Regions from separate parts of the Homo sapiens genome. Here region 2 is linked to region 1. The links are chromatin loops, found by intact Hi-C in ENCODE. Cell type or tissue: chondrocyte. All regions are shown on one strand. Each heading gives the region's core, and the rest is flanking DNA. Links, peaks and the distances in the headings are about the cores only. Region 1 overlaps LOC124900354 (a long non-coding RNA gene). Region 2 has its middle 520 kb from the start of SEMA6D.

Region 1 (16,863 bases), core at 5,207-13,206:
AGCTGGGACAACAGGCACATGCCACCACACTCGGCTAATTTTTTATATTTTTTAGTAGAGACAGGGTTTCACCATATTGGCCAGGCTGGTCTTGAACTCCTGATCTCATGATCTGCCCACCTCGGCCTCCCAAAGTGCTGGGATTACAAGGGTGAGCCGCTGCGCCCAGCCACATCTTGACTTATAGCATGGCTTTTCCTGCCAGCTTATATCTGTTTTATTTATTTGTATTTATTTTCAATTTCAGTGCCCCAAAGAGAAAATCTGATTGAACCAGGCTGTTGCATTTTGTACCAAGTCATTTTTTCTCGGTAGCTGTGGATCACTGGGGAGTTCATGGATTGACTCCCATGGGTCATGTGCCACAGATGCCAGCTGTGGGCCCTGTGAGAGGGGAGACGAGGCTCAGTCCCATGTGGTTACCACAAGGTGTGCTCCAGCAGGGCTGTGGGCAGGGCAGACACCTGCCCCCAAAATGTGAGTGCACTGAAGATGAGAGGCACATTTTGAGGGGTTCTCTCACTAATACGTTGCCCCAGCCTCTCTTCCAGGCAGTAGGGTTGGGGATCAAGGCTCCAAGTCCTAGGGGTGGTGGCTCCAGGAGGCTCTGGCCTATTTTCTGCCCATCCTGCAGGTCAGTAGTCATAGCAGATGCTTGTGCCAGATTTGCAACGACCCCTCCTTACTGGAGCAGGGCACGGCGGGTAAATTTAAATAAATTTGTCATGAAAATGACATAACGAAAGAGAAGAGAGGTCAAGGGTTTTCTCTCACAGGGCTCCCTCTGTTGCTCCACCTCTAAGGTGCGAGTGCTGTAGGTGACGGTTGGGCCAAAGTGGCTGCTCCTCATGCTTGACGAAGCAAGGACTTTGTAGCAGGCAGCGTACTTGGCAGCAAGGCCCTAACCCCAATTCTGAGTGACTTAATTCTGGCTGTTTGAAAAGATATGATCAAACACTAGCAGGAAGCACTGAGACTTTCTGGGAAGCTTCAGAAGCTGTGTCTCCAGTTGTAATCGAATTGGTCAGAGAAGACTCTTCTCTCACTGCAAGCGGGCATCAGGGCATGGCTTGCTCCAGGGCACCACAGTCCTCAACTCTGATGCTAAAACTGCAGCATAGAAATAGCTGTTGCCACCCTTCGTTAAAACTGCCTTGCCAAGGCCCAGGCTTTTTCCAATTTAAAATTTAGGGTGGTATTGTCAGATGGTGGGTCCTAGATTACATGCCCAGGCTGTAGTTGCAAGCAAGACTAGCAATTCAACCCTCTGGCACTTTCAGCAATGGACTCTGCTTCTTAAGATGGAGGATTCCTCAACTTTGGAAATGGGGTTCAGATACTGGACAGTAAAGTATATGAGAAGGGTTATCTCCTGAAACCTGTTTGTTATTGAAGCTGGGGAGCAATGTGAGGAAAGCAATGTTTCAGGGAAGGTGATTTGACCAGAGTTTGCAGGATAAATTTTTTAAGAGAGACTCAAATGAGAGGGGCTGCCTAAGGATGGTAGGAATGTTTTTCTGAGCTTACCAACTTACAGTAGGAGATCTGATTACCTTATCGTTATGTCTCACTAAAAGAAGAAAACTGTAGGTCTGACACAGATAAAATTTCTAAGTAGTTTCCTTTTTTTTTCTTTTTTGGAGTAAGCAGAGATAGACCAATAAGCACATGGACAGATTCACACCCAGACAGATGCATCTAAAGTGCAGGAGGTGGTTTTGTTCAGTAGTGAAAGAGAACTTTGGCTCTGGAGCTTGAGTTTGAAACCCATTGTACTATATTACATGCTAATTACGAAAACTTAGGCAGGTGAATTAACCTCTAAGCCTCAAATTTGTTACCTATAAAATGGGAGTCATAACACCTATTGCATAGCATTACAGTGGGCATTAAATGCATAAAAAACTCTTAGTAGAGTGGCTGGTCCAAAGCAGATTGCCAGTATATGCCAGGTATTAATAGCAATGTTCTATATGAGATCGTAAGGCTGGACTATTTGGTGGCCAACGAAGTGAGGGAGGGAGAGTGAATGTGAGAGCAGTGGGAAAGACAGAACAGCAAGGCCTCTGTGACAGATGGGGCAAAGGAGACAGGGGAGAATGAAGGGTCAAAGAAAGTTCCATGATTTATTGATAAACCACCTTTTTCATTTGGTTCTTGGCATTAGGTTACTTTTATTTGAGCTGGGCATTTTTTAGATAAAAGGAAGAGAATAACTGAGATTTTTGATCTGATGCAATGAAATTTCTGAGAAGTAAAAGAATGACTGGGTGTATCCACATAGGGAAGCTGGAGAAAAGAGCAGCTCGTCCTCCTCCTCCTCCTCCTCTTCCCCGTCTTCCTCCTTCTCCTTCTTTTTCTCCCTGCCATCTTCCTCCCTGTTCTCTTCTTTATAAAAAGACATAGTTGCAAACATAAAGGAAAATTTTACACTGGACTTTACTAGTTAGATAGCCTGATCCTAAGTCAGATCTCACTGCTTTAAACCCATTTTAGAAGGAGATAGGATATAAATTGCCAATAAATAAATAATTGAGTCAATTCATCCTGCCTTAGGGATTGCTTCCTTCACCAGCAAAAGGAGATCAATAAGAACTGGCCCTAACTCTAAAATTTTACCTGAGTGGCCAGTCCCTGGATTGAAAGTCTCTACTGTGTCATTCTCAAGGAGCTTCAGAATCCTACACATTTTAGCATACTATTGCCAGGAGAGGCAATGGTTGCTAAACTCACATACTAACAGCAGTAGATATGATTTGCCATTAGCATTTGGTCACACCTAGCAGAAGGGTAGCCAGAGAATAAAAGATAGAATTTATAGATAATCTTAAGAAGTCTCAAATTATTTAATGCCTTGCTACTCACAGTGTAGTACAGGAACCAGAAGTATCGGCAAGCCCTGGGAACTTGATAGAAATGCAGAGGCTCAGGCCCCACTACATCAGACCTATTAAATCAGAATCTGCATTTCAGCAAGATCCCCCAGCAATTTGGGTATCATTATATTTGAGAAGCATTGGCTAAAGGCAGGCGACGAAGAGCGAGATGAGTTTTATGGAAGCAGGGAGATAAGATCCTGAGAAGGTAGAATAATAACAAATAATAATTTTCCTTAGAGCTGGTTTGGGAATGGTGTTTAGAATACTCATGACAAACTCCCTTGCAGAGTAAAGGCAGTGATAATCTTCACAAAGTTCTCTGAAGCCCGTAAGCATCATGCCAGCTCAGTTCCAGGTGCAGAGCCGCCTGTGGATGACAGGCTTACTGAGCTGAGCGTTGCGGAGCACTCGCCCTCTTCTTTAAATTGGAAACAGATTGCACTGCTGTAGGCACTGTCATTCAGAAGGTGGTAACTGCCTGTTTCATCCCCAAAGTCATCCAGGGTCAAACTGGACTCTAACAACCTCAGTCACTCTGGCTGGGATTTCAGGTCCTGATGTGGAGTAACCTTCTAACCAAGACCCTTTCTCCATTAAAAAAAAAAAAAAAAAAAAAAATCTCCATGTCAGTGATTCTCAAAGCATGATCCCCAGACCAGTGGCCTAGAGATCACCTGGGAACTTGTCAGAACTATAAAAATCTCAGGTCCTACCCCAGACCTATTGAATCAGAAATTCTGAGGCCAAGCCCAGCAATCTGTATTTAAGCAAGCCTTCCAGGAGGTTCTGATACCAGCTAAAATTTCAGAATCAGCATGTCTTATATTCATTTAAAAAAATGTAAATGGAAATGAAACAAATAGTTTTTGGCTTACCTTTCTAGGTGACAGTAATGTAGAGTTTTCTTCTTTGACAGCCATTGTATTTCTGTCCTATCACTAATAAGGAAAAAACAGTCAATTCTCTATATTTTACATTTATTTATTTATTTATTTATTTATTTATTTACCAGAGATGGGGTCATCCAGGCTGGGGTGCAGTGGCACCTCAGCTCACTGCAACCTCTGCCTCCTGGGCTTAAGCGATTCTCTCACCTCAACCTTCCAAGTAGCTGGGACTACAGGTGCACACCACCATGCCCGTCTGATTTTTGTATTTATTTGTAAAGATGGGGTTTCGCCATGTTGCCCAGGCTGGTCTTGAACTCCTGGACTCAAATCATCCACCCGCCTTGACCTCTCAAAGTGCTGGGATTACAGGCATGAGCCACTGCACCTGGCCATTTCTCTATTTTAGAGCAATTTTGCAAGTAGCGTTCTCTTTTCCTATGGCACATACAACTGCCTTTGTGAAGAACACAGAGCAGGTGCTCAATCCCTAGTCTCCATCATGGCGGTCAAGGAAACTGTCCCCATACACTCAGCTGTTGGATCCAAAAGAGTCAGGGCGATGGGGGTTTTGCATTTTTCAGGTTATATCCAATGCAGAAATTCTGTAAGATCACACCAAAAAGGCCCATTTCCCCATCAAGGGAACTATTTTCTGTCATGCCCTCTAAAGTACTGGAGTACTATTGGAGGCCTGTTGGAGTGACTGGAGATGTGGAAGATCTTGGCCTACTTTGTGCTTATTTGTAAAGTTCCTTTTTATTATGGCTCAGTGGAGCTAGAGTGTCTCCAGCCCCTTCCAAAGAAGAGACTGAGTACCTGAGCCTGCCTTCTGGTTTGCCTTTGCTTCACATTTGAGGGGCTCCACAAGGCCCTTGGGGTTGGGGTTGGAGCCTGGGCTCTACTTTAAGAGGCAGTACTGTCGATTCTTTGAAGACATTAGTGTGCCTTTGCTGCTGCCATTATAGTCACCTTAATGTCCTGCCTTATCACCAGTCCCCCCCAAAACTTGCTGTCAATAGTCTACTGTCATAAGTGCATATTTGACCTGGTGTGGAAAGCAGGAAGGAGTCAAGTGGGTAGGAAGCAGGGCAGGTTGGTAAGCAGCCCTCCCCATGCTGTGGGGCCGTGTGGCTTTTCATTCTAGCACATGCCTGAAAGGCAGTCTTGGAGCAGCTGCCTCATGTTGGAGGAAAAACACTGAAGTGGGATGAGAAGATGTGAGTTCCGGTCCCAGATCTGATTTGTTTGGCACATAAGTTTGGGTGAGTCACTGAAGCTCTTGAATCTCATTTTTCTCCTCGACTAAATGGAAATACTAATCCCTGCCCTCCCTGTTTCACAGAGGTGTTGCAGGCCTTCCGTGAGGTCTGCTGCTGAAAGTAACCAGCATCTGGGAAGGGCTGGAAGTGGTGAGGGGCATCATGCTTCCTCCATTTGTGTGGTCCCCACCCTCTACCCCTAGGAGAGAACTCTGCACCCCCTCTTGGGTGGGAACACAGAAAATGTTTCTTGTTTCAGGGGGACCTCACAAGATTCTTGCAACAGGGCAGTGATTCTTTAGCAATGTCTTTGTATGCCTGGACTCAGAGCCACCCAGAGGAGCCACAGGAGGGTCCCTCACCCTCTGCGCCCACGAGACTCTGCTACCAGTGCCCTCTTCCACCCAAAGCACTAAGTCAATGAAGACAGTCTCTGTTCTCAGGCACATATCTGCCCTCCATGAGGCTGAATAGAGCCCATTCTCCCTCTTCCATACCTTTCATCTCAAAGGATTCCTGAGCACACAATCCACTTTATAGCCTGGTCCTCTACCATTAGATAATAAAGGGTCTTTCACTGATCTGTGCTGTTGAAATGCCACCACCTCCACTATGCAGCTGCTCTGGGCTGTACAGAAAGCATCTCTCAATCCTAGGTCATTTAGAATGTCATAGCCTGAGGAGAATTCAGAAGGACATCGAGGTCTACAAGTTATAGAAAAAGTGTGGACTTTTGCAAAATGCACACACAAACCAAAACCAACTTTCCAACCAATCCTCAGAAAACCAGACTGAATCCATTAAAATGATGTTGGTTTGTTTCGCAACGAAGAACCAGCTTTGACCCTGTCCATTTTTTGTCCTACTCAAAGTGGTCTCTTTACCATAAACAAATAGGCCTCTTAAAGTGACAGTTGTATAAATAAAACTTGAGAGTGGTAGGATAAACTTTACGTGGTCCTGTTGCCAAATAACTATGGATATTAGTATGTTTTGCCTAATTCAGATCAATGAAGGCCTCGCTATGTGCGAGCTGGCTAGCAGCTGGGAGGCAAACATGAGTTGTAGTTTCTGACCTCAGTGTCTGGTGGCACTACTGGGTGTGGAGACGCTGTACAAACACATTTGTATGTTCACATTTCCTATGTAAAAGAAAAGGGCTTGGGGTAGTGTCAGACCCCTGACTCTTCTTCTTCATAACAGACAGGGCTCTCTACAGAGCACCCTTCTAGAGCAGCTTTAGCAACCAAGGGACAGACACCTCAGTCTGTTTTAAGTTTTCTCCTTCCTATTGAAAGGAAGTCCAGAACAAATTCAGGGAGGTTTTCAATAATTACTCATCAACAATCTCATAGTCACAATACTAAAAAAGACTGCTGACATTTTGGTTTATTTTCTAGTACTAGCTACATCTGCACATAACTTTTATTAAGTTTTCTTTAAAAGGATGATTCAAATTTTTGGTCGGTGTGGTTTAAATTTTATTTTTTTTAACTGCTCAAATACATGACCCATAACAGAGGAAATTTGAAGAGTGACTGTTCCACTGATCTACCTAGGTGGGTCTAATATAATTCTTAGAATTCCTCACCACTTCACCTTTTTCAAGTTCGCTGTTTTTTTGTGGGTTTTAGCCCTCTTTAAGTCAATATGACTGTTTTACAGAATCCTTTAGGATCATAATGGGGAAAAGAGGAGAAAAATTGTGGTGGCTTAAAATGTATTCACATTTGTAGTTTCAGATAACTATATAAAAGTCAATCATCAATAATTTGTTAAACACCAATTTGTGCCGGAGTCGCTCTGGAAACTTGCCAGAAACATGGGGGTGAGTATATGAGCCACATAAGCAAAAATCCTCAGTGAGCTCTGGTGAGTGAGATGAGATAATCATGGGAACAATTTGAAAATACTCCAATATGATATGTCATTAAGTACTCAATTTTCTGCTATGGACGTTGGGGAGAAGGGGATTCAGATAGAAAGAGAAAAATATGGGCCAGGCATAGTGGCTCATGCCTGTAATCCCAGCACTTTGGGAGGGTGAGGTGGGAGGATTGCTTGAGCTCAGGAGTTTGAGACGAGCCTGGGCAACATGGTGAAACCTCGTATCTGCAAAACAAAACAAAACAAAACAAAACAAAAAAACAATAAATTAGCCAGGCATGGTGGTGTATCCCTGTAGTCCTAACTACTTGGGTGGCTGAGGTGGGAAGATTGCTTGAGCCTGGGAGGTGGTGACTGCAGTGAGCCGAGATTGTGTCACTGCACACCAGCCTGGGCAACAGAGCTAGACCCTGTCTCAGGAAAAAAGAAAAGAAAGAAAGAAAGGAAGGAAGGAAGAAAGAGAGAGAGAAAGAAAAAAAGAAAGAAAGAGAAAGAAAGGAAGGAAGGAAGGAAAAATATGGACTTATTGCCATTCACAAAAGTCTTTGTGGAAGAAGAGGGGAAACCTAAGCCTTGTTATTTGGTAGTTGGGGTGCAGCCAGGGGAAATGCATTCGTTCAGACAGTGGATGGCAAAGCAGAGTGAGAGTCCATTGCTCTTATATGTTGGTGAAATAGGGTGAGAAATCTCTTGGACCAATGGTCTTTAGACATTCAGTTGACCATCAGGACTGTCCATCAGAGGCTGAATTTTCATTCACTAGACAGGTGAACCTCGGCTTCTCAGCTCTAACTTTTCCTCAGTTGCTCTCCCCTGCACCACCACCCCCAGGTCAATCTTCCTGGGCAGACAGCTCCTCCACAGACAGATGGTTAAACTGCAGGTAACACCTGCAGTGGTGTGGAATTGCACATGGGATATTTCTAAATCATCTAACACAGGTATTCTCACACTTTTATGTATAGCACAGTCACCTGGAGAACTTGTGACATCACATTGCTGGGGCCCACCTACAGAGTTTCCAATTCAATAGGTCTGGGGCCCAGGGCAAGGCCAGGTAAATCATCAGCAGGACCAGTCCTGGATGCTGCTGCTGATGTTGGTCTAGGGACCACACTTTGAGAACCACAGATCTAGGCCATTACGTCAGTTTACAAAAGAGTAACTGAGGCCCAGAGAGATCTCAGAGTTTAAAGACTGCATTAGAAGGCAATTGCCAACCACCCCTTCACCGCTTACCTTGTGCAAAGCCTAGCTTAATCCTCAATTCCTGCAGGGCAAGTCTGACTTTGGTTAGATTTTAATTGTCTGAGAGCTGAACTTCTCTCATCTCAACGAAAGTTCTTGCATATTTAGAAACAGGTCTGCCCAAAGGTAGGAGGATAGACCAACTATCTTTGAGGCTTTTAAGGCTATGACAACATTACATTAGTAAAATAATTTCTTTTACAAATTAAATGTGAATGTGTTAGGTCCATAATCTTACAACCTGTAGGTGGCAGTGCCTTCCTTCTCTATACACAGCTATATGCCTGGTTTCATTTCCTGAGTAGCTGAGAAGCCTGCAATGCATACAGTGTTAGATGCTGGGCCATCTACTCCTTGCCCAAGAAAGCCCCTCCAGGGACAGCTGAATCAGATAACTGGAGTTTGCATTCTGAGAACTATTGTTCTGAATTAACATGTGAGGTTTTAAAATTTTTTCTTATTTTCTTGTTTAACTTATTACATTTTTATCCTCTGCATGGGGTTTTAGACTTAACATCTCTGGAAAGCCAGAAATCAGAGATACAGAGAAGTATTGAAATGCTGAAATGCTATGAATTTACTATAAGAGAACATTCTTCACTGAAGAGATCTCTAGCTGCCAAAACACCCTTTCATGCGTGAAATACCGGGGCAAAGAGGAAGGAAAAGAGAAGAGTATGACTCTAGGAACCATGTTGCAGAAATGCCAAAGGGTGGGACAAACAAGTAAGTGATTGTTCATCAGCTACTGTCAATTATTAAACATGAATTCCTCATTTCCATATGACCCACGACTTGCAGACGACCTGCTGGTACATGAGTTCCATTTTGTCAGTAGTAATTGACATAAAGATACAAAATTAACTCCACTTTTAATCCTAAAATGAAATCATATTGTATGAGTATGAGACATGCACTTGCAAACATCCAGCACTGTCTCCCCTATTCCTAAAGACCCCAGGGCCAGTTCCTTTCCCTAACTTCACTTTTCCTTTAATTGCCACCCCCTCTTTTCAGCTGCTGCCTTAGCAGAGAACACTCTGATCTAATGACTTTTGACCTCCTTTCTGTCTCCACAGAGGCAACCATGATTTCCTGATGTTGTATTCTCTCTTTTAAGCCATGCAAAGATCAATTAATTGCATCTCAGTTAATCTTCCTTCATTGTTCTAACATTCAAATTGAATTGGTTGTCTCCGAGTTTCCAATAGAATTGAGTTTAAACTCTCCTTGGGCATTAAAGTCTGCAGGATGCATTTTCCTCTTATTTATTCAGCCTCATCTGCCATGTCTTACCCTCCTTCCCTGCATTTACTCTGAACCTCACATCATTTCCAAAATGATTGTATGCTTATGCCTTTGTACATTTTGTTCCTTCTGAAAAATTTCTATTCATTTTTGAGAATTAAATGTCATTTTAGGGGAGCATTTCCAGATTTCCACAAACAGCACCTTCCTCATCCTTTAAGACAGCTTTCAGCACATTATAGTGTAATTTGCAGGTGTGCTTGTCTGTTCTGACTCCCAGCCCCTGCCTCACTTTGTTTCACCACCTACTGCAATAGGTCGGTGTTATGATGGTAGCAACTGTTCGATTCTTCTTTATATCCGTAAGACCCAGCATAGAACTGGACAGATAGTGCATGCTAAACATGGATTTTAAATCAATTAATGCTATGCAAGGTACTTTCTTTTGCTTACTTAGGAAAGCCCCTCTTTTCTCAATTTCAACCTTCCCCTTCTGTCTATTATTTCATTTTGTGAGCCCAACACATGGCTTGAGTTCTACAAGTGATAGGTTTGTACCAAGGAAAAGAAAGACAGAAATGTTGAAGCAAAACTGTGAATAGTGATGATTCTTCTTCTACTACTGCTTCTAAAATGTCATTCTCATCAGCTTCTAGAAATCCTTGAAAGTTACCTCAACTTCCCTTTAAGGTATTCACAAATTTTCATCTACATTTTTGTCTCTCCTAGATGAATTTACCTTTCCTCAAGCATCAGAATACAAGAAAATTAAAAATAATTTATTTTCTTACTTTTCTTATTTCTTTCTTACTGTTGTGTGTCATATTTTATTACCAGTATTGTAACAAAGCAGAGTAAAAAATGTTGTGTTCCATGTATTTTCACTGCAATCATATGCTATTTCTGATACTTTGTGGGTTAGATGGGGTATTGGGGTCAAGCCTGTGGTCAGCATCAGCATTACAAACACTGTTTTTAGAGAAGAATGAGTTTCAAATATCATCAATTGACCTAAAAATGAACTTTTTGAACATGTCTGATTTTTTAATGTGAGAAATTTGTTTCTGCATATATTTGGTGTCAATTAGTAAGAGTGGTCAACTCTTTCATTATGTCATATGTACAGGGCAGACAATGGGACTGAAGACATGTATATCTTGGAATGTGCTGGAAAATCTCTTATGATCCCCGGGAACATATATCCTTGATAATCCCCAGTAACATGTCTTTGTGTTTCCTGTGATACGAGGGGTGAAGCGAGAGAAAACCGGGGTTGACAGGATGTGGTCTTTTAGAGAAGGGCTGTTCAGCTCCATGCCAAAGGTGTTGGGAAGGTTTCATAATGTGGGTAAGGCTTGATCATCCAACTTAGGGAATTACTAACAATGACTGACAGAGCCTGATAAGCCCTCTCACTGTGGTCAATGCATTTACAGGTGTGAAAAGAATTGATGTAATAGTATTGAAAAAAATCTTTAAAAGAAAAACCCATTGCTGCCTTATTTTGCATGCAAGCAGAGATGTTGATGATATGCCTGATTGCTTGGGAACTAAGGAGATTAATTTTCCCTAAAAATTCCAGGTAGAGACTATAAGGAAGCAGTGAACAGCATGAGGCAGCCCACAGAACTTGGTAGATAGGCATTCAGACTAGACAGAGACGGAGAGCAGATCCCAACAGTAACTCAGGGAGAGACCCAAGACCCGTGGACATGACTCCACCTAGTTAGATCCTAGTTAATTTGAGGTGGGAATTAAATTAAACAGCACAAACCCCTTGAGAATGCAGGTGGACAGGTTTTATCCACAGCTGCTGCAGCCAGGTGCTATGCTTGATAGTATGACCCAAGAAATCAGCATAAAGAACTTCAGAATGTGCAGGAAGAGCTTTCCAGATAGCACTCATATTAGAAATTTTTTTTTATCTAAAAGCTAAGATAATTTATATCAGCTTCCCAACATAGCAATGCAGAAGAGAAGGCATTTTATGGCAATTATTTTACAGAGATATTTTTATGTTGGAATAAAACAAACTTGGAGAATTTCAGCTTTCCATGATTTGTAAAGTAACAAATAGTTACCAAAATACCTAGAGCAAGAGAAACACTTAAAAAAATGGAATTGGCCCAAATGACCATCAATCAATGAGAGGATAAAGAAAATGTAGTATATACATATATGCCATGGAATACTACTCAGCCATAAAAAGGAACAGAATAATGGCATTCACAGCAATCTGGATGGAACTGGAGACTATCATTCTAAGTGAAGTAACTAAGGAATGAAAAATAAAGCATCGTATGTTCTCATTCATATGTGGGAGAACATGTATGAGAACTCATATAAAGACGCAAAGCCATAAGAATGATACATTGGACTTTGGGGACTCAGGGAAAAAGATGGGGGATGGCGAGGGATAAAAGATACACATTGGATACAATGTATACTGCTCGGGTGATGGGTGTACCAAAATCTCAGAAATCACCACTGAAGAACTTTTTCATATAACCAAACACTATCTGTTCCCCAAAAACCTATTGAAATAAAAAAAAAAAAAACAAATAAAACACACACACACACACACACACACACACACACACACAAACCCCACATTCTTTGTAGGCTGACCTCTAAGCATTGGTAACTATATTGGTAACAAATATTTGTGATTTGTATATATAATCAGTACATATATAATTATATGTATGATATATATACACATCATTATATATAAATATGTAATATTAATAAAAGCATATCCATATTTATATATTTTACTATAACGCATATAAAATAGAATATATATATAATTTATATGAACAGTTTAAAGAACAATACTGAAATAAACAGCAGCGTAGTCACCAACAAGCTTAAGAAATACGCCTGATGCCCCTGTGTTCTTGTACTGCTCTAATCTCTCTCCCTGTTCCGTAGAGCTAACCGCTGTCTTGAATTTTGTGTTTATTATTATTCTCTGGCTTTTCTTTACATTTATATCCCAAATAGTTTAGCTTTGTGCTTTTAACAAATGGAATTTATTATGAATTATGTTATGTATATTATGTTATGTATATGTATATGTATATTGTTAAAGCAAACTAAAGGACTCCATACTTCTATATTTGAGTCCTTGTGGATGAACTGTAACCTAGCTTAACAGTCAGGCAAAATTGAAAACCTAATTTAGGACCATTTGCCGGTAACAATAACTGAGTCTTGGCTAATTCCAGAGGCCATACTTCAACCACTCAGACTGCTAACTGTTGGAACTGTGTTCAAAGAAGGCAAACGCCAACCTGTAACCAATCCAGCTGTTTCTGTACCTCGCTGCCAATTTCTGTACATCGTTTTCCTTTCTTTGTATATAACTCTTCCACCACGTGGCTGCGCTGGAGCCTCTGTGAATCTGCTGTGATTCTGGGGGCGGCCCAACTGGCGAATTCTTAATTGCTCAATTAAACTCCTTTAAATATAATTTGGTTGAAGTTTTTCTTTTATCAATATACACATATACCTATAACAATATACATATTCATATATATGTTGTTTATTTGTGTATATATATAATTACATATCATATATATACTATATATTTATGCTATATATATACATATTCATATATATATGTGTGTGTTCCTGGAACTTTCCCTCTTCATCTTTGTGCTTTGAGAACTCTTTTTTACAGCTACATGGTATTTCATTATAAGAATATACCACAATTTATTTATACAGGCTCTTGTCGATGGACATTTAGCCTCTTCCCCCATACAACCATTCCAGAAATGCTGGTATGAACATTCAGGTCCATGTTTCTTGGAGCATACGAGCAAGTGTCTCCCAAGATCAGAATGGTCATGTAGTAGGAAACGGACATCTTCAGTTTGACTAGATAATGACAAAGTGTTTCCCAGAGTGGTTATACCAATTTACACTTCCACCAGAGTGTGTAGGATTTCTGATTGCTTCACACCATCTTCAACACTGGCTGTTGTCAGACTTCTACATTTTTGCCAATTGAGTGGAAGCAAGATAGTTGTGGTTTTAATTTGTACTCTCCCTTTTGATGAGGTTAAACATATTTTCATACATTTCTTGGCCCTAAGTATTTCTTCTTCCGTAAAATGCCTGTTCATATGCCCAAGTTTTATGGGATATCTTATTAATTTTAGAGATTATTTAAATATCTTCTATATTAATGCTTTGTCAATTATAATATGTAGCAAATGTCTTCTGCTAGTTGTGAGTTAAATTTTAATTTTTAATAGAGTTTAAAATCACATGCATATACAGAGATAGCTTTGTCTGCATAGAAAAAGTAAATTCCTATGGCCGCATGACAAAGCTATTTTATGTGCTAGTGTCTGGCTTGTAGTAACAGTGTTTATTTCCGTTGGTCACAACAGAATCTGAACTAAGACTTTTTCCTCATCATGTTCATCCCACGTAAAGGAAATACTTGATTGGTACTGTCTGGTTATTCAGGAAGAGGGGAAAATTGAGGCAAGCCATGACCATTCTTATTTTGCTAAATAGTAGTTACATCTCAACTCTCAAATCGTTTTTGTTTGCTTCCACTTCAAACATCCTTACAACAAACCAACAAACACACAAAGTAAAAGATAAAGACCTAATAGTTACAAGGTTGAAACTAACTAGAATGATTAGTATGTTCATATCTACTCACGCTACACTTGCTTAACAGCTGTGTAACTCTTCCTGGTATCACTTACCACATTAGGTACATCACTTACCATTGCACCAATGTATAAATTGTCTGTTTAATGTCATTTCCCCAATTCCACTCCTGACTATAAATCTCCACAAGAGCAGGGGCTTGCCTTTCGTTTGTCTTAGTGTCGTCAGCATCTAGCACAATACCTGGCACCAGTGGTTCTCAAAAAACACTAGTTGCATAAATGAAATAGCACTTCTGTTTTACTTGTCCTGTTTCTTTCTGTTCTCTGGTTATCTCATTCTGCCATTTGAAAGATATTTCTCTACCATTATTATCTCAGATGGTTGTCTCTACTTTTTCAATTTAAAGAAAGACATATCATCTTTATGGTTGAGATACATTGGTTGAGATACATATGGTTGAGGTACTTTGATTTTTCTGTCCTGTTCAACTTTTTTTTAAATTAATGGTTTGGACAATGACATTGATAATGTCCTATTCCAATACGTGTATGCATGAAGCTGGGAGGTATAAGAATATGATAAGCTGAATCTGTCAATATCAGATCTAATACACACAGATGTAACACTCTTTGGTTGGGTACAATAAAAACCCCACTGTTCAAATTGTAGAGAAAAATTTGTGCTTCGGTGGTAACCTGCATTGTTTAGAGCACCCACTTCTGGATTAACTGATTCTGATTCTATGGGCATTCTGCACCTTTCATCACCTTTGAGCTATTTTTCAATTATGTAAATTATAGATAACCCACAGCAGTCCAAAATAATTCTCATATATAGACTTGCAAATAAATTCTGTCCTGTGTAAGTTCAAGTGACACTGTGGATCAGCCAGTTTTGTATCCATTCGCAATTTTATTTTAACACTCCTTCTAATCTAAAATGTATCTGTTCTTTGGATTCACCTTAGAACAGGTAGAAGCATCTGCTTGGTTCTGTTATAAAATAACGAGTTAAATAAAATCTTTAATGCATGTTCACTTTTTATTTATATGAGAGTCATGATTTTACCTCATTTTGAAAGTTATTCTTTAACAAAATAGAGAATAGGAAAGAATTGGGTAAATAATAATATGAAAATTATTTGAGTTCTCAGTTGACAGTAAATTTAATGTGAGTCACCAGTGTAATGTGACTGTTGCTTTAGTTATTTAGATATTAAGTATTTAATTTAGAAACACTATTTTAAAATACTGGTCAACTTCTCTTATTTTTAATCCAATAACTGATTGTTTTGATAATTGTTGCTATAAATCATGTTTTAAAATCACGTATGCCAAGCCATTATAATTATCTTTTTAAAAGGAATGCTTCAATATTCCTGATAGGTTATTCTCCTAGATGAATTACTCTGTGAGTTTGTCTGAGTCTATAATGTATTCATTTGGGATCTTGGTTTTGCATAAAATCTATAAATATTTGCTTAGGAATTATTGTCATTACTAGGGTATTTGGTCTTTCCAGTACGAAGCAATGTATATCTTTCCAATTATTCCTCTCATCTTTTATTTCCCCATTAGGAGTTTTAAATTTTATTTGAATAATTAAATCATTTATGTTGTGAATTAAATAGATATGCATTTAATGGTTTCGATTGTAATAGAATCTTTTTAATTTTGGCTCTAGCTATTTGTCATGGGTGCAAAAGAAAGAAATTGATCATTATATTTATTTTTTCCTAAAAATTATTATCAACCTTTTGGGAAAACTTATTGTATTTTTCTCAAATAAATACCATCAGTATTTCTATCTAGTGCTATGCTTTTTTTCAAAAGTAGGTAAAAATGTACTAGGCATCCTCGTTTTGAAAATAGTCTCCATTCATCCTGGAGAAAACCAAGATGAGAAAAATTATAGATCCTCCTTTCCTTCCTAAAAGATAGCTTAAGTAAAGGATGTTTTGCTTTTTAGGCAAGGTTGTTTTGGGACAAGGCAGTTAGAAACACAACACAGATGATAAATCTTTCTATTCCATATTTGACCAAAGATAATTTAGGATATTCTGTGGGTTCAATCAGGCTTTGTATATGTGCTCCAGGGCCCAGGAGTATATCTACTCAAACGAAATTCCACACAGTCTCTTCATCATTCTTTTGGGTATGTGCAGCATGCAAAGGAGATCAAAAGTTTGAAATTAAGGCTGGGCGCAGTCGCCCATGCCTGTAATCCCAATAAATTGGAAGGCTGAGGTGGGCGGATCACTTGCGGTCGGGAATTGGAGACCAACCTGGCCAACATGGCAAAGCCCCGTCTCTACAAAAGATACAAAAATTAGCTGGGCATGGTGGCGCATGCCTGTAATCCCAGCTACTTGGGAGGCTGAGGCAGGAGAATCTCTTGAACCTGGGAGATGGAGGTTGCAGTGAGCTGAGATCGTGCCATTGCACTCTAGGCTGGGCGACAGAATGAAACTCTGTCTCAAAAAAAAAAAAAAAGTTTGAAATAAAGATTACAAGATAAACCAGAGTAAATTTTTTCTTAAATGTAAATATGCTTTCTAATCATTTATAGATTTTCCTTTCTTTCCCTTTGGTAGTCATCTGTCTATAATAATCATTTAAAAAATATTTTGATACATAATAGTTGTACATATTTTGGGGGCATGTGTGACATTTTGATACACGCATACAATGTATAATGATCAAATCATGGTAACTATGACATCCATCATCTCAAATATTTATGTTTGTTTTGGGAACATTACAATTCTTCTAGTTATATTGAAATATACAATAAGTTATTGTAAACTATAATTTT
Region 2 (16,863 bases), core at 4,975-12,974, 790 kb after region 1:
TTGTATCTCTAACTTTTTGCTATTAATATTGATTAAAATAAAATATTTTTAATTTTTAGCTTATTATGGTCTATTCGAATGTTTTCATAAAAGAATATATAATGCCATGCATATAAATATATCTGTGGCTTTCTAAAGGGCTTCTCAATTTATAATGCCATCAGCAAATAATGTACACAGCATTTTTTACCAGAACCTCCCTATATTTGATAGTAATCATTTTTATAATATAATATTTTATGCATTTCAGAACTTGGCAGAGTGACATTGATGTGTCTGGCAAATATGCTTTTGACCCTGCTCACTAAACCACTGATCTTAACCTGAAGGTTTACTTATTTAACTGACTCTCACTCACTCATTGATTAATTCCAAATTTGTCACCATGCACAACTATGTAATGACAATATGTTAGACCCTCGCTATACGAAGTACACCTTCAAGGGTTCACTTTCTCAAAGAAAGAAATATATAGAAGGACACATGTGGAAACTGTTAATCACATCAAATTTTCAAAATTCATAAGAGCAAAAAGGAGAAGACAATAAATAGTTCATTATTTTTCCTTAGTAGCATACTTTCAACAAAATATACTAGGTATCTACAATGATTGGAACTGGTTTTGTAATCCAGGCCACAAATTAGCAAACAACTTTTAAATTGCAACTCAGATTCTTTTCAGAGGCAGAAAGTTTTGCAAAGGAATTGGGAAGAACTATAATCAGGTAAATATTAATTTTGATGTTCTTATGTCCTCTTATATAGCTTTCTCTTCAACCACATGCCTACTACAGTGTCCAAAGCATAGTAGGTGCTAAATAAATCTGACATTTTTACAGCTTCTTTCCCTTCTCCCCCCAAGGTTTTCTACTAACTTTTTTGGGTTCAAATCCCTTTACCTGAAAAATTCTACATAGGCCCATACTTTAACAAGTTTAACCTTTCTCCAATTATAATCCTCCCTAAAAACAACCATAAACATCATTGATTGAGCACTTAAAATATGCTGTACATGATAGATGATTTACATATATTATTTCATTTAATTCATATATGATCTGCTTGATCTCCGTCTATTATAGAAGTTCTATAATTTATCAGAGATGTTATATAACCAAGGTCACAGAGCTGACAGGTGAGAGTTGAGATTTCTATCTAGCTAATCTCTAAACTCCCCTTTGATTCTATATTGCATTATCCTAGTGTCCTAACTCCAGAGAAAGGTCCAAAACCTATAAATAAGTAGTCAAATCTGTCAATTCAATCCAGACCTCAACTGACCAGGTGATTAAACATGGTCGTTATTAAACAGTCACCCTTTCCACAGTGATTAACTTAATGAAATATTATGAAGATATAACCTCAATTTTACTGTAAACAGTAACCTCTGGCCACAGATTTTACAGTGTCTCATTAATGATCTTCCACACAAACTGAATAGTCCATAGTGAGAGAATTTACCTTTTTATTTATTTTTTGAGACAGAAGACATTTATGTACCTCACAGTGGAAAAGTACCAAGTCTCTGTTGATACTGTATTTGGAAGACAAGAGCACCACAGGAGGTTAAATTTTTCATTGAATTTGGCTTCAATGCTTTTGAATAGCTTAGGATGGTCATTGAACTGTAGCCAGAGTGATAGTTCCTCACAAATCACCTTGAATGGCCACCTATAAGAATAGAAACTGAATTGTTGTAATAATTCGACTCTTCCTTCTCTACAGTTGCTCTGAGTTCCAGCAGTCCAGTGTCCACCACTCTCTTCTCAAGTCAAAGGAGGTTTGTAATTAATAGCTTATGGTTACTGCTAGATATTTTATTGTCAAATTATTTTGTATTATCTATGCCATGGATATTTTCTGTTTAAAATAATTAACTTCTATGTAAACATACTGGTACACAGCACTGATTTATAATATTTTCAGTCTCTTAAATTAAATAAACAAATAGGAATGTGTGGATTTTCATGTCCACAAAACAATTAGATTCATTCAATAACTCTTAACATGCCCAAAGTATTTTCCTTTTGCAGGGGCAGAAAGAAGGTGATGATCCTTTTCCTCCCTATCATAAAGGGTCAAGGTTGACACTCTTATTACAAAAACAGGTTACCTAGAGAAAAGCATAACAAATGTTTTACATACACACATGAGCATGGGAGTCCTATAAAGTATGAGCTCAAAGATGGGCCAGATGGTTGAAGCTTAAATGACCTCTTCATAGGGAAGAGGAAAATGGGGGAATGGATTGGCCTGTAAGGGTGGAAAGGCACAGGAACAAAGGTTAAAGGTTGTCTTGTTCTTAGACATATAAAGTCTCCTAGACAATCTCTCAGAGCTGCCCTCAGAAGAACAGATGAAAAATCTGCGTGGGTGTGGTGATGGACTTCCAGTCTCTTCTCTTTTCCAGTGATTGATCTTTCCTAGCTATTTGATGAGATTCCTAGGGAGAGGATCTTAAGACAATTGCCTTTCTTTTGGAAAGAAGCTTTCTTAGTCAGATAAGAAATTCCAGAAAGAGTCCCTCCATGCAATTGGGGGTGGGGGAATAGAACAAGGTTAGAGGGAACTTGATTCTGAGGCAGCTTCTAAGACCTCTCAACATGTCAAAGTGCCAGTTTGGGGGTATTGCCTTCTGAGTCCCAAAACTTTTAATAGTGAAAGGTGGTATCAACTGAGTCAGTTCAAACAGGCAGGTCCAGAAAAGGAAGCTGAACAAACAACAGTTCAGACTCCTTTTGAAAATAACTTTTTAAAAAACAATTAAGGATCTAATTATATAAATATTTTGCCTTCTTTGTTTTCACTAAAAGGAAAGAAAGAGATGTTGTTGGAGAGAGATATCTCTCAGACATATTTTATACACCATGGTGGATAGAGTCTACATCCCAGAAATTCCTTCATTACAGAATTTCCTACACTTTGTCCACATTTTTTCGCTCTTAGAAGTGTAATTGTTACCAGCTAAAAATCTGTAAGGGTCTGAAGCAACCTCAATTCTTGCCTTCTCAGAAGAAACAAATTCAATTGAGGGGCGTAAGGCAGAAAGAGAAACTGCGGCAAGTTTTAGAGCAGGAGTGAGTTTACTAAAAAGCTTTAGAACAGGAATGAAAGGAAGTAAAGTATACTTGGAAGAGGGCCACGAAGGTGACTTGAGAGATCAAGTGCATGGTTTGACCGTTTGACTTGGGGTTTTATATGTTGACATACTTCCAGGGTCTTGCATCTCTTCTCCCCTGATTCTTTCCTTGGGAGGAGGCGTGGTGTCCATATGTGCAGTGGCCTGCTAGTGCTTGGGAGGTGAGCATGTACAGTGTGTCTACTGGAGTTGTACACATGCTCACTTGAGGCATTCTTCCCTTACCAATCGAATGTCCCTGGAAGGCCATACACCAGTTAAACTCTGCCATTTTGCCTCTTAATGTGTCTGCTTGAGGCCACCCGCCCAACTCCTGAGATCTTATCAGGAAGCTGTTGATCACCCGTTTCAGTTGTATCTATTTATTGGGAGACCGCCTTTCTCAGGGACTGGCTGTGACCAATTATTATTTTAGAGACGCAGTGTAACAACTTCCCGACAATCACCTGATGGTCGCCTAACATTCCTGATGGGGTCAGGGAGGCCCTCTCCTGACCTGCTCATTCCTGATTAGCTACCTACTGTAACATAATGATATCGGAAGTTCTCCCATCCTCTGAATCTGTTACAGACCACAGGCTTGTGGCTCCCCATGTAATGAACATTAACATGAGGCCAAGCAATTTCCCAAACAAAGCTTTTATTTTGGGGCTTGTGCTCAAGCATAAGGAAGGCAGCATAAGCTCAAGGATCCTCCAGCTGACCCCCCAAAAAAGCCAGCAGAGGTTTTTTATTAGGCAAAGTGTGGGAACTGACATCAGGAATAAGGCATGCCGTCTGGGCTGGGCAAAGTATGTGAGGAGTAGGGTATAGAAATTATCTTGAATAAGAGACCAACTGGTGGTCTGACCAACAGCAACAGGCTGTAAATCAATTGTCCAGCATTCCTTCCTGAGGTGGGACACTCCACAATCTTGGTTTAATATTTGGATCTCTTAAGGCCAGTTTCTGGAATTAAGTAAAAGGTATGGTTAAACATTACGGCTTCAGTGAGGTAGTGGTATAGGTTTTGTGATCTGTGGGACTGCATAAAAGAATCCTCTAGTGGGGGTGAAGCCAAGCCCTGTCCCTACTCTGTCTCAAAACCACCTACTCTAGGAAGTAATGTTGCCAAACTTCTACTGATATTGAATAATGTCTGTATTATTAAAACTATCCTTCTGATATGACTCTGAATAATTTAAAAGAAAAGACAGAAATCAGGGTCATAGGAAAAATTATTAATGTGTCTTTTATATTTACCACATTTCTATTTCTTTCCTTGTCTTGAAAGCATTATCGCTCTATTTCTTAGATAAATTAGGCCTATGAATTTTGTAAATGGGCTCAGTACAACAGACCCATTAAGACATATGGTAGAGATGTCTGTAATGTATGCCATTCATCCGTAATGGTTTTTATTTTGAAATTCCCTTTGTAGAGTGTAGTGTTGGTTCATTTTACTTCATAAAACACTTGTGTAAGTATTGTTCTCTACAAACAAAGAAGCATAATGTAGAAATAAATTATTTGGAAGTAAATCTAAAAGACTGAATATTCCAAAATATAAAACACACACAAGCTTTCTACTAAATCGATGAATAAGACAAGGCAAAAGACAGTTTCCCTTAGCTCTAAAAAGACAGAGACCACCTTGAATACAGCTTACATACTGGCTCTTCATGCCCACCCTGGCTTCTCCCTCTCTCTTAAAGCACACTCAAAGAAACCACGCAGCTCTGGTGAAACAAGAAATCATTCAGTCATCATATTGTTTTGGTAACTTTTTCTAAATCAATGAAGAATGATTTTGTCAAGCATAGAAACCAGCAAATGCTGGGGCAGCATTCTAGGTTAACTTTTGGAAATATCTTTCTTTTTCTACCTATAAATGTGTAAAATGTATTCATATGATGTTTGTAGGGCAATTTTTTGAAAACTGCCCTGCAGTTGTAACTCAACCTCAAAATGTCAGCCTTAGTAAAATAGTGGAATTGTATGTGTACTTTTATGCTAATACCAGATAGAAACTTTTAATGACTTTACTACATAAATTTAAAGCTGGTTAGAATAGCGCATAATTAATATTTCTTTATTTTAGTAATTCACTAGAATAAAACAGTAATAATTAACATTGACTAAAATCCTAAGAATTATAATTAAAAGTGGCACTGTGAATTTATTCCAGGCTTATTTTATGCTTTTGAGTACATATTTTGTTCCCAACAGATATGTGAATTTTATAAAATATAATTTTCTGACCCCAGAGAAGGGTTGCCAACTCTCCCTCAAACAGGTACCACTTAAATTTGTTTATCTGATTAGTTGTACCTTGTTTCCTAGTCCTTTATAGTCTTGTAACACTTTTCACAAATATAGTTGGTCTTCTTCCCAACAAGCTAATAAGATCAGCACATCAGATACTCACAGATTGAGGAAGCAAGGGGAGCTAAATCAAAACTGGAGTCTTGTGATTTCCACAGCCCTTTCGCCCTTTCCCTTATTTCAGGGCAACTTAAGTACACAGATAATCTTCAGTGTTCCTTTGTTGAGTAATCTTGCTTTTGGTTTGAGCAGAACGTAGTGATATGGAGTATATAGACAAAGACACATAGATATACATCATAAAAGTGTGTTCTCTGAGGATGACCTCAGTTCTACCGCAACTGGCTGAAATCTAGGCATGCTACTTGGCCTCTCAAAGATTCTGTTTTTTTAAATCTGTCAAACAGTATTAATAATAGTAACTTTCATAATGAGAACTAAATGAAATAACGTATGTAACTAGCTAACCTAGCTCACTGCAAAATGCACAGTATGAATTTGGTAAATGCCATTTATTTGTATTATTAGACATCTCAGTTCACACACACACACATATACACAAAATACTCTAGAATAAATCCTACACTTTGGTACTGAGAAGGCAGGAGAGAGGAGAGATATATTTTAGTTTAGCAAGTTTTCTTGCAAAGGAAGGTTTGAGGAGTGTTTTATCATGGAAAAGTTGAGCACAGGTCAAGATGGAATAAATAAATTTCTAGCTCTTCTGTAGTTAGGTTTTCACAATGGGACTACATCATTTTTTTGGAAGGAATTGCAGAAATATCACACACATACACAAGGACCCATGTACATATCCACTTAGATATTTAAATATTTGTTCTAAAACATATTCCAAGTAAAACAGGAATGTTTTTATTTTCTGCTTTTGTAGGGGAGACACACACTCTTCCTAGAGTACAGAGCTCTAAGTGGCTTGCTTATACCTTTGCCTTACTCAACTACAAAACCTACTCCACCCAGCAAGACTACTCAGCAAAACACTTTGCTGGAAATGTATTGTGAATTCACAGGAATTGCAGTTCTCCAGGTGGTGTAATTCATGGCTGGTAATGAGAGCAGCTGAAACCATCTGTTTTCATAACTTTCTTCTGCACCTTAATATAAACCTCTTCATTAGCCAATAGGTCTATTTAACTATCCTAACACATTTGCTTCCTGAAATATTTTGTGGAAAGACTAGAAATAATGAGATAAAAACAGATAAACAAACAAACAAGTGGACTTACATACAGAAACTTTTAATGATCTTAAAGCCCAATTACTTACTGCTGATGCTGAGGCACAAAGGCAAAACCAATAGGGGAAAAGTGTAAAGTAGTTGTCAATGTTTTTCTCTTCCACATCTTTTTCCTGTTTAGTCCTCAGAATGATGCTTTTTAAGGGAAGTTCCTTCCCAGGAAAGGACTCCAAACTGTACCCATTGAAATCTCTTCCCTTAGGTGTTTCAGAGAAGCACAAAAACATATTGACGTATACGTGTCCTCCCTCCTGTCACTGTATAATTTTGTGATCCTTTGCTACAAACAGTTTGTCAAAAATATTGGTGTCAAGGAAGCAGAATGAAAATTTTGGGCTTTGGGTTTAGAAAAAGTTAAATTTGAATCCTGGTTCTCTTGCTTACTAATTAACCGTTATCCTCCCCAAAGAAAAGAGAAAAAAAAATCTCATCCAATTGCAAGTGTGAATCCAGGTCCCTGCTTGGACCACCCTTGGTGTGAAAGATTCACTTGGGAGTTACACAACACAGGAGCCCTTCTAAGCAGAGGAGGAGGCCAAGCTGTTATTGTTTTCACCTAATCCACTTCCTTAGAGCTCTGTCTTTAGGAATCAACATGATCCTAGACACAATGGGATCCATATCTTATTTTTTTAATTGACAGATAAAATTGTATATATTTATATTGCACAATATCAAATCCTGAAAAATACATACTTTGAATGGTATAATCAAGCCAATCAACATATGCATTACCTCACAGAGTTGTCATATTTTGTAGTGAGAACACAAAATCCGCCCACAGCAATTTTCAAGAATTCAGTATATTAACTATCGTCACCATTTGTACAATGGATTTCTTGAACCTATTCCTCCTGTCTAACTGAAATTTTATATCCTTTGACCAAGATCTTCCCACCCTCTGCACCAACCCCTGGTAACCACCATCCTACTCTCCACATCTATGAGATCAATTTTTTACATTCCACGTGTGAGTGAGATCATGAGGTATATACACAATGGAGTACCATTCAGCCACAAAAAAATAAGGAAAATCTGTAATTTGCAACAACTCAGATGAAGTTGGAGGGCATTATGTTACATGTGTCAGGTAATACCAACTCTGTCCTTTTCTAGGACAGTAAGCCTTTTGACTCCCCAAGGAAATGATTTAAATATATCCAAAAATTATTATTAGTTTACAAATATGACACAGAAAGAAATTTGTATTTTGAAAAATTAGTAAAAAAAATAAGAAATATAAACAATAATACTTAGAGTACTCCATAGTGTGTATATATTAAACAGTGCAATAATTAATGACGGCATGGGAATACAGATCTCCATATCAAGAGGTCATTTCAAGACATTTCTGATAAATTATCCAAAACAGCCAAAGAAACTGGTAGGCTGAGAAAAGCCCTTCAGTGAGTCAAGAATCATCAAACAAGACTTAATGCTAGGATTTTTTTTTCCCACTAATTTTGTTGTGGTAGTTAAATTAGAGGCTATGAATGAACTATTGTGGATTTATTTCAATTAATTCCCCCTCTCCACTCCTTTCTTTCAATCTTTAGCTTAGGTCTTCATTACAAAAAAAAAAAAAGACACTTGCAAGTTCAATCTTTGAGATAAATTTAACAAAGCAAGGCAAGATAGAAGAGCAGTCTATGCACATCTGTAACCTAATTTAAAAACAGAATTTGAGGGGCCATCCTAATTGTTCTTCTGATTTTCTACTCTATTCCAATGATTTAAAGACCTTAAACTCACTGCCTGTGAAAACTTAAAAGTGTTGGCACACAGAGAACCAGTTAAGTTTGGCTCTCTAAACATCTGGAAGATAACCTCGTATACAGGGTACAGCATCAAATCATCACAGGCTAGGAGGAGAGACTCTTCTATAATGGAGAGTAAAATCTCACAGGTTAGGGAAGAACAACTGTTCTTGAAAGTACCAAAGTGATATTAATGAATCCACAGAAGAAGCTAAAAAACCACCACCACAGGTACTTAAATCCAAACTACAGAAAGGGGGAGGGTTAGATTCCCCATTTGGCCACATAGATGAGCAAAGGTTTTTTGAATTTATATGTGATTTTTTTTCTTAACAGTGCTAAGATCTCCTAGTATATCCTGTTCAAGAAACCATTAAGAATCTGGTAGTTTTCCCAGTTACTCAAAATTCTAATGAACAGAAGCAGCCACACAAACCCAACCTGACAAGCTTAAGATCTTTTGTTGGTTGTCTTCTATAATTGATATTATGTGTATATTGAGAATAAATGGATGCTGTAGCCTCGTGCCAGTAGCTCTTTCTAACATGTTTCGCATTCTCTTGAATCGTGTGCAACTTTAGAAATTTCCAATCATCTTACTTTTAAATACCTCAGCTTACAATATGAAAGGGCTTAGCGCTGATTTAAATTAAGACATTTTACATAGCTCTGCCTGCATGCTTTCAAAATACTCAGTCAATTAACATAAGCTACCTTCCAAAGGATTTGCTTTAAGTCAGGTGGAAAGGAATATTATTTCAGAACCAAAGAAGGAAAAAAGAATATGGAACATACAGCAAACCAAATTTCTGAAAAAACGTTAAAACTGCTCAATTTCCCCATATTTTAGGGGGGCTGTCTTTTTTCCTCTTTAAAGAGTTCTACCAAAGATCTCTTTTGGCACACAAATGTCCTCCAGGAGGTCTCCCAAGGGATATAATATCCAAAATGTTGCAGCCCCTTCTATCAGACAGTGGCTCAGAAAGCCTCTCTGCAGCCTCCAAAATACTGCAGGCTCAATTACCCTCCGGGTGCAGTGAACGGGCAGAGCCATTAATCATTCCCAGGGCACTAAACGCCTTGAGAACAGTTCTGAGTCTGGCAGCATTAGGGATGTCCAAGAACTGAGCTTGTCTCCAACAGCTGGGCCATGCTGCCACCTGGAGGACAGCAGAACACATAGCTCCTCAGATGCCAGTTACTTCCCTCCAGTCCTAGTGGACCTACAACGTGTGGGCTATGCTGGATGAATATCACCTGCTTCTTGGGTGGTTAACCCTGTTCTCACGTCTCCAAAAAAAAAAAAATCTGAAACTTTCCCCTTCATTGATAACTTGCTGTGGAGCACCTGAGGCCAGTGGTGGTGGGTGAAGGCAGGTGGCCTGGGGGGCCTTGCTTTCTCTGCTGTCCTTCATCCACACGCTCACCCACGTTGAATCCCCATCTGTAGGTGAGCCTTTCCTCTTACTCACCCATCCAGTTAATGGGGGTCTCACATTCTGTTCTTTCAACAAGACATCGTGTCCACCCTCAAAGTGCTCAGACTCTGGATGAAGAGGTAGACAAGAGAATAGAAGGCTGTGCTCATTCATGATAAATGTTCAAACACGGCGAGCACAAGATGCAGTGGAACCCCGAGAAGAGATACCTAAATTGGTCAGGGTCAGGGGTTAAAGGACATTAGGAAAGTCTCCCGTGAGAGTGATCCTTTAGAGGCATCATGAAAAGAACAAGAGTGTGGTTTTGACATCTGGTAAGACCATGGTAAAATACACAATTATAACCACAAATCATGCAAACTTTCTGATTTTCATTTTCTTCCCCTGGAAAATTTTTGTATTAATACCTATCTTATAATGTTATCAGGGGAGATAGAAAATTATATATGTCAAAGAGCTGTGATAGTATATTAGCTCAACACCAGATAATCATTTTTGTTCTAATTATCCCAGCTCTGGCAGAGAAAGTTAGACTTATCTGGGCAGAGATAAAGGGCAGGGAACGGATGATGCAGCCCAAGTAAGACAGGTGAGAAAGCAATGTGCTCTGGGGTCTTCACACAGCACATTGTCACTGGAAACACTTCTGTTTCACCCTTCTTTTCATGTTTCTCTGTGTCCATCTTTCCTCTTTTTATTCTGCTCTTTTTTTCTCCACTGTCCCCACTTAACACTCAAGGGAAAGTAAAAATGCCATTTGTTTCTAGAATATTAAACAAGTTTTTAAGTTTCAGGTAATTAATGATAAGAATATTTGTATGGAGGAGAAATAGGCATCTGGAAATGATTCTTTTTTTCATCAAATTTCCTTTACGTAACTTGGTGGAAAACTTAGTAGGCAGGTAATGCTATTCTGGTAAGTGCTGACACCGGTTGATCCCTATAGAATGCACTAGTTAAGTTTGAGTGAGCTGTAGTGACACCTCCTGGTAAGACAAAGAGAACATCATTCAACACAAAACTTTCCAGGCCTTTATACTTTTATGATAAAAAGCAGTACATGAAAACATCTTCCATATGAAGTATCTTCCTAGGTGGAACAAAAAGTTTGTCTGTAAAGATAGATACACTCACATATGTACATACTCCAGTTGACTGACTACCATTTTAAAAACTGGCTGAGTCAAAGAAAGAAAACAGTTTTGTTTTTATGTCATGACATCAGGTAACTGTAATTTCCTAGACAAATATTTCATTCACATATTTTGGTACTATGTGTGCAAGGCCCTACTGAACATTCTCTAAAGCTAAGAAGAAGTTACTTTATGTAGTATTTTTGACCTGGTTCTTTGTGAAATGCTGATCTGATACTTCCTCTTGAATGCCTGGACTACCAACACCTTAATACTTCCACCTCAACCCTGCCCACTCCCTAGCCCCCACACGCAATTTCCCATAGGTCTGTCCTGGCCTGAAGTATCTTCAAGTCTAGAGTCCCCCAGTCCACTTACCTCCCCACTCTCCCTCTCAAACTCTCTAACTCTTTCAAAATGCACCGGTGTTTTGACAAGCATTTTTAAGACATTAGGTACCAGAAGTAAATGATAAGGAGTGTTAATAACTTAACCTTCTGTATCTCCTTAGTGACACATATATGACATATATATTTGACCTTGTAAATATTAAGTTAGCTTCTCTCAGAAATACAATTCCATGATCTTAATAGTAAGAATCTCAGCCAGCCAACCAAACCTATCATCCATCCACCCATCCACCCATCCACCCATCCATCCATCCACCCATCCACCCATCCACCCATCCATCCATCCACCTACCCACTCACCCAATATTTATTTAGTTGTCTACCATATGCTGTACTCTCTGTTAAGTATTAAGGGAACAAATGTAATCACAACAGACATTATCCTTGTTTCACAGAATTTAAAATCTAGTCATGAAATAGAGGGGAAAAGAGTTAACCAAACAAAAGAAAAGCTCAAATTGAGATAAGGTCTATTAAAGAGACAATAAGGAATAAAGAGTGAATAAAAAGAGTAAGAGATATTCTGCAGATTAATAGAAGTCACAGACAGGCTTTTCAAGGAGAAGGCAGAGCTAGAGACATGAAGGGCAGGAAGAAGCTATGAAGAGTCAATAAAAGTGTCCCAGATGAAGGGAACAGCATGCACAAAGGCCCTGTGACAGAACAAGAGTTTTTTTGTTTTGTTTTTGTTTTTGTTTTTCATAGAAATACCAAGGAAGCAGAGAGTGGTGAGAATTGAAGTTGATGTATGTGACTACAAGGATTCCATTCAAAGTGTAATGAGAAGCCTTTGGATGGTTTTAAGCAGAGAAGAGTATAATCCAATTTCGGCCTTGACAAACAGCTAAAACATAAGGTTCAGTATTCCTTATTCTTGAGATTACAAGTGTTTCAGATTTTAGATCTTTTTGTGGTGATTTGGGAATATTTGCAGTAGACTTACAAGTTCAGCATCCCTAATCTGAAAATCTGAAATCCAAAATGCTCCAATTAGCATTTCCTGTGAGTGTCATGTCTGTGCTCAAAAAGTTGCAGATCTTGGAGCATTTCGTATTTTGTATTTTCATATTAGGGATACTCATTTGATCCTCATAACAACCTTATAAGATATGTATTAATATTGTCAATTTTATTGATGAGAAAATGGAAGAGAAGTAACCTGCCCCAAGTCTCACAGCTATTAAGGGAAAGCTCTGGGACTTGTACTCAGGCAGCCCATCCATGGGGTCCATGCTTCAAACACCATGCAATATGGCCTCTCAGATCTTTGTTTCTGCAAGGGCAAGCGTGAGAGGAAACTGCTGGGAGATAAGGCAATGATCCAGGCCCAAAATGATGGTTTCTCAGACCAGAAGGATAGCAGTGGAGATAGCAAGAATTAAGTTAATTTGTCATGTCTTTTAGCAGTTAATTCTATGAAATTTGGTGGATTGGATATACTAGGTAAGAGAAATGCCTGCTGGAAACAGGACAACGTTTTTCTCTATTGTGATTTTTCTATTGTCTCTATTCAGTAGACATTTTCTGTGTGGCCAGAATCTTCCCATCAAGTTGTCTCTTCCAAGATGAGTATATCTTCAATAGATTTGCTACACAGAACAATTTCCATTTCAATATCTGATAGGGCAGCCTTTTAACATGTTCATTTTTCTGGTCATTTCTATGTACAATCATAACATTGTAAGATATACTCTGTACAGTATTGTTTTATTTTTCTTTTTACACTATATCATTCATTTTTACCTTATCAATAGTTATTCTTTGAAAAAAATGCTTTTTAATGATGATAAACATGCTTTTTTCCCATCTTTGGGCAGATGTATTGTTTCTAATTTTACAGTATTCAAAGAAACTTCCTTTATATAAATTTTTGACTGAAACCCAGATTATTTCCTAAGGTTAAATAAATAAAAATAGAAGTTCTAGGTCTAAGGGAATAGTCTTTTTCATTGGCAAATTGCATTTACCCATTTCTACATTGCATTCTACTAAGATACAACTGTTGAAATTCCACCAGGGCTCTGTGAGAAAACTTGAAAGGAGGTAGATTATGTGGGAGCAGGTGCTGGTAGATGGATAGATGTGGCAGTGAGTGTCAATGGAAGTTCCTTTCTGATGTTCTCCATTTTATCAGTGAATAGGAAGCATGGCCTTCATCTGAGAGTGAGGGTGTAGACAGAGGCACTGAGTGTTTAAGGAGAGAGGAGAAAGTATCATATAGACTCAGGAAGCACAGTAAGATCACCTGATAACCTTAAGAACATACTTAAGATTAATGAGTACGAAATGACACCATGGTTGTGTATTTCCCTTAGATATGTTCAGCTTCATGGATGTAGGCAAAGTATAAGAACGTTGGATTCAGGATTACACTTCTAAATCTTCATCTCTGGTCCAGAGTGCTATGATAACCTTGGTCTAATGTATACTTCCTGCTCGACTTTCTTGATTCTCCATCTGTGCCTCACTTTTCTGCCTTCTCTCCAGCAACTCTATAACAGAGACTACTATCTACTGCTTCGTCACCTGAAAAATTTATACCTGACTTTTAGCTTCAATTCTCCCATTAAGCTTTTCTATACCATCTCCTAAATTGAGACATACACCCTTCATTATAGCTCCCCCAACATCCTGTAATATGTATGATTTCATCTACACATTTATTTGATACATTTAATTTTTCATTGTATTCTAAATACCTTCAGAGCAGGGACCTTTTCATTTCTTTTTAATAGTCATTTCTTATTTCAATACCTGGGACACGGTAAGTCCTCATTCAATGTTTATTAATGAAATTAAGTGAGGTTTCCTAATCAAAAGATAAATTTCCTTATAAACCTTTATCAGCAAGAAGTCAAGTTGCCTTGATCATACCCACGCCATGGCCTCATTACTAGTGAAGGCACCTTTCCATAAAAGGTAACAGGCCTAAGAACAAATTATTCAAAAGTGTTAAAAATAACGCTAGTATTCACTTCCATGTGTTGCTTGTATCCAATATTTAGTTTATCTCCTCAGCTTTAGGATGATAGTAATACTTATAATAAATACTGTATTTGTATATATTTTTTAGATTGTCTAAATATTTTCATGATTTCAATATAAACTATAAAACACACCACAAACACAAGCTCTTACAAAAAGAATATCAAGTATATATATATATATATATGTTTTGAGACAGGGTATCACTCTGTTGCTCAGGCTAGAGTGCAGTGGCACAATCACGGCTCTCTGCAGCCTCAAGCTCCCAGGCCTAGAGAGTTCCTCCCACTTCAGCCTCTCCACTTGTGGGGAGTACAGGCGTGTATGACTGCACCCGGCTATTATTACTATTATCATTTATAGAGACAGGGTCTCCGAATGTTGCCACAGCTGGTTTGGAACTCCTGGGCTCAAACAGTCCTCTCATCTCAGCCTCCCAAAGTTCTGCGATTACAGGTATGAGCCACCTCACCCAATCAAGGATGTCAAGTTTAAACCCAGCTATGGAGATTCCTTCAAAAAGAGAGTTTCTTTTTAACAATCTTTAAGAAAAGATAGACATTTAACCAACTTGGCAGGCTAAGTTGTACATTCCAGGATGGATATAGTATGAAGAAAATATTGAAAAGGTTAATACATTAAAAAGTTATTTAATAAGTTAGATCTTTGTAAGCAGGAATTTACACTAATGTATCTTTGCCTCATGAGGTCATGTATAAAACACATAATAAATGAAACTGTTCAGAATAAATGGACTTACTTCTTCATTTTTTATTTGGTCATTCTACCTTTAGGGAGACACGGACATGGAATAAAGAAAGGCCAAACTTGGAGCTAATAACATAGTATGGGAATTGCAGATACATTGTAATTCTCTCACTGCATTCTTCATACACAAATTGTAATGGAAAGTAAAGATAAAAGAAGCCTCAATTGCCATTAGAGAATAATACAGGATTTCCACTTAGATCCTTAGAAGCAGCTGTTCTTAAAAATTAATACACTTGGTAAATTTTCAAGTTTCCTCCTCACTTTTCCTGTGTGAACATTTCTCTTACGTGCTTTGGATGGAAATGGATGTTACCAAATCTTGGAGTTCAAACTCAACAGCCTCAAGAGTTATTCATACCTGAACAAGCTAGTGAGGGATATTAACTGGTCTCCAAATCTCTTAGGGGTCATTTGAAGACAAATTCTCTGCCCAAATGTTATTAATTAGATATTTAGCACCTTAGCTAGCTTATTTCTGAGAGCCTTTGGAGATCAAAAGGGGTGTGAAAAAGTGAAGAGAATCAAAGCTCAAACACCAATTTGAATTGAGCTGCACAATGCGAATTTACTCCAGCACTTTGTTGCAGTGTAATCTATAAATAATCCTCTGAGGTTCACTTGCCAATTAGAAATCATCACATGGCATACACCATAGATGTCAGTAGTTAATTTGCATGTCAGTGATACATTAATTTGATGAAAATTTTAAAGCTTTATGCACTATTTATATCATAATTGGAAGCACATTTAGTGTACTAATACACTGATTTTTATTGTATCCAATGTGCTTTTTAAAAGGCCAAGTTTAAATGATCATTATTTATCATTGTCTGTTTGATAGTTCGTTTCAGTTCAAGACAACACATCTGCATTTTAGACTTGAAGCTATTTTAACATTAACTGTAATCAAGATGTCTGGAAAAAAAAGTCATGTCTATGTGGGTGATAGAAAAGATGAAAATCAGGTTTACATCTAGAGGTAGCTGGTTAGATTTGGAAGTTTAATTCAGAGTTTTTGGCCTTAGCCTAACCATGCCTCCTTGGGTCGATAATTTAGCGATAATTTAGTTTTGTGGTTTTTGGGGTTTTTTTTCTCTCAACTTTTTGCTTCATTTTATTTGTTTCTCCCTGAGTTTTTCTACAGTCAAAAAGTACAGTTTTGTGGGTGGTCCCTTCTAAGAGCTGAAAATGGTTGTTGATTCAAGTACAAAGAGAAACAACCTGTGGGTGCTTAAACGTTAACTACTGTATTTAAGTGTGGTACTTAGAACAAATACTGTATTTACATAGAAATTTCAAAAGCTGCCAGCCTGGTGGGATTAGCTTGCCATGGGAATTGTCACACCTGTCAATCAGGTCTGCCAGGGTAGCAAGGGGAAAGCCAATGATAGAGAGACAGAGGAATCAAGAAAGAGAAGAGAGGAAAAGAGAAAGAGAAAGGGAAAGAGAAGTGTATGGGAGTTTCCACTACCATGGAATCACAATAACTTTTTCTACATTTATTTCCACCCTGATATCCTCAGACTACTTAAGTCTTAGTGTGCCCAGAAAATTAAAAGATTTAGTTACTTGGCTTTTCTGATTGGTGCTATAATAGTGTTTTTCTAGAAACTGAATGTCATTAAAGTCAGGGTTGGGCTTTCATTTTGGTGCAACAGATGTATGCA

The links. Peaks named below come from ENCODE experiments on the same cell type or tissue, not always from the same donor. Only the 100,000 strongest peaks of a DNase experiment are listed, where the experiment ranks them.
Region 2: a loop joins it to region 1, with 9 times the contacts of the local background. A loop is called at or near these places in 96 of 110 quality-filtered maps.

What each region holds. Positions count from the first base shown.
Region 1 is chr15:47,979,663-47,996,525 of GRCh38, reverse strand. It overlaps LOC124900354 (a long non-coding RNA gene), which reads right to left. Exons shown (of 3, transcript XR_001751516.3): 2 at 3,755-3,817. It overlaps LOC102724553 (a long non-coding RNA gene), which reads left to right. Exons shown (of 3, transcript XR_001751520.2): 2 at 8,672-8,889. Among named protein-coding and RNA genes, the nearest start is that of SLC24A5, 130 kb to the left of the region's middle. RefSeq lists an enhancer at 8,325-8,374. In chondrocyte, for the core only: CTCF peaks have their summits at 8,165, 8,408 (motif pointing right) and 12,806; no DNase peak of the experiment used is centred there.
Region 2 is chr15:47,188,928-47,205,790 of GRCh38, reverse strand. It overlaps a transcript of SEMA6D not described here. Among named protein-coding and RNA genes, the nearest start is that of SEMA6D, 520 kb to the left of the region's middle. In chondrocyte, for the core only: CTCF peaks have their summits at 9,400, 9,615 (motif pointing left), 10,678 and 10,884 (motif pointing left); a DNase peak (open chromatin) is centred at 9,610.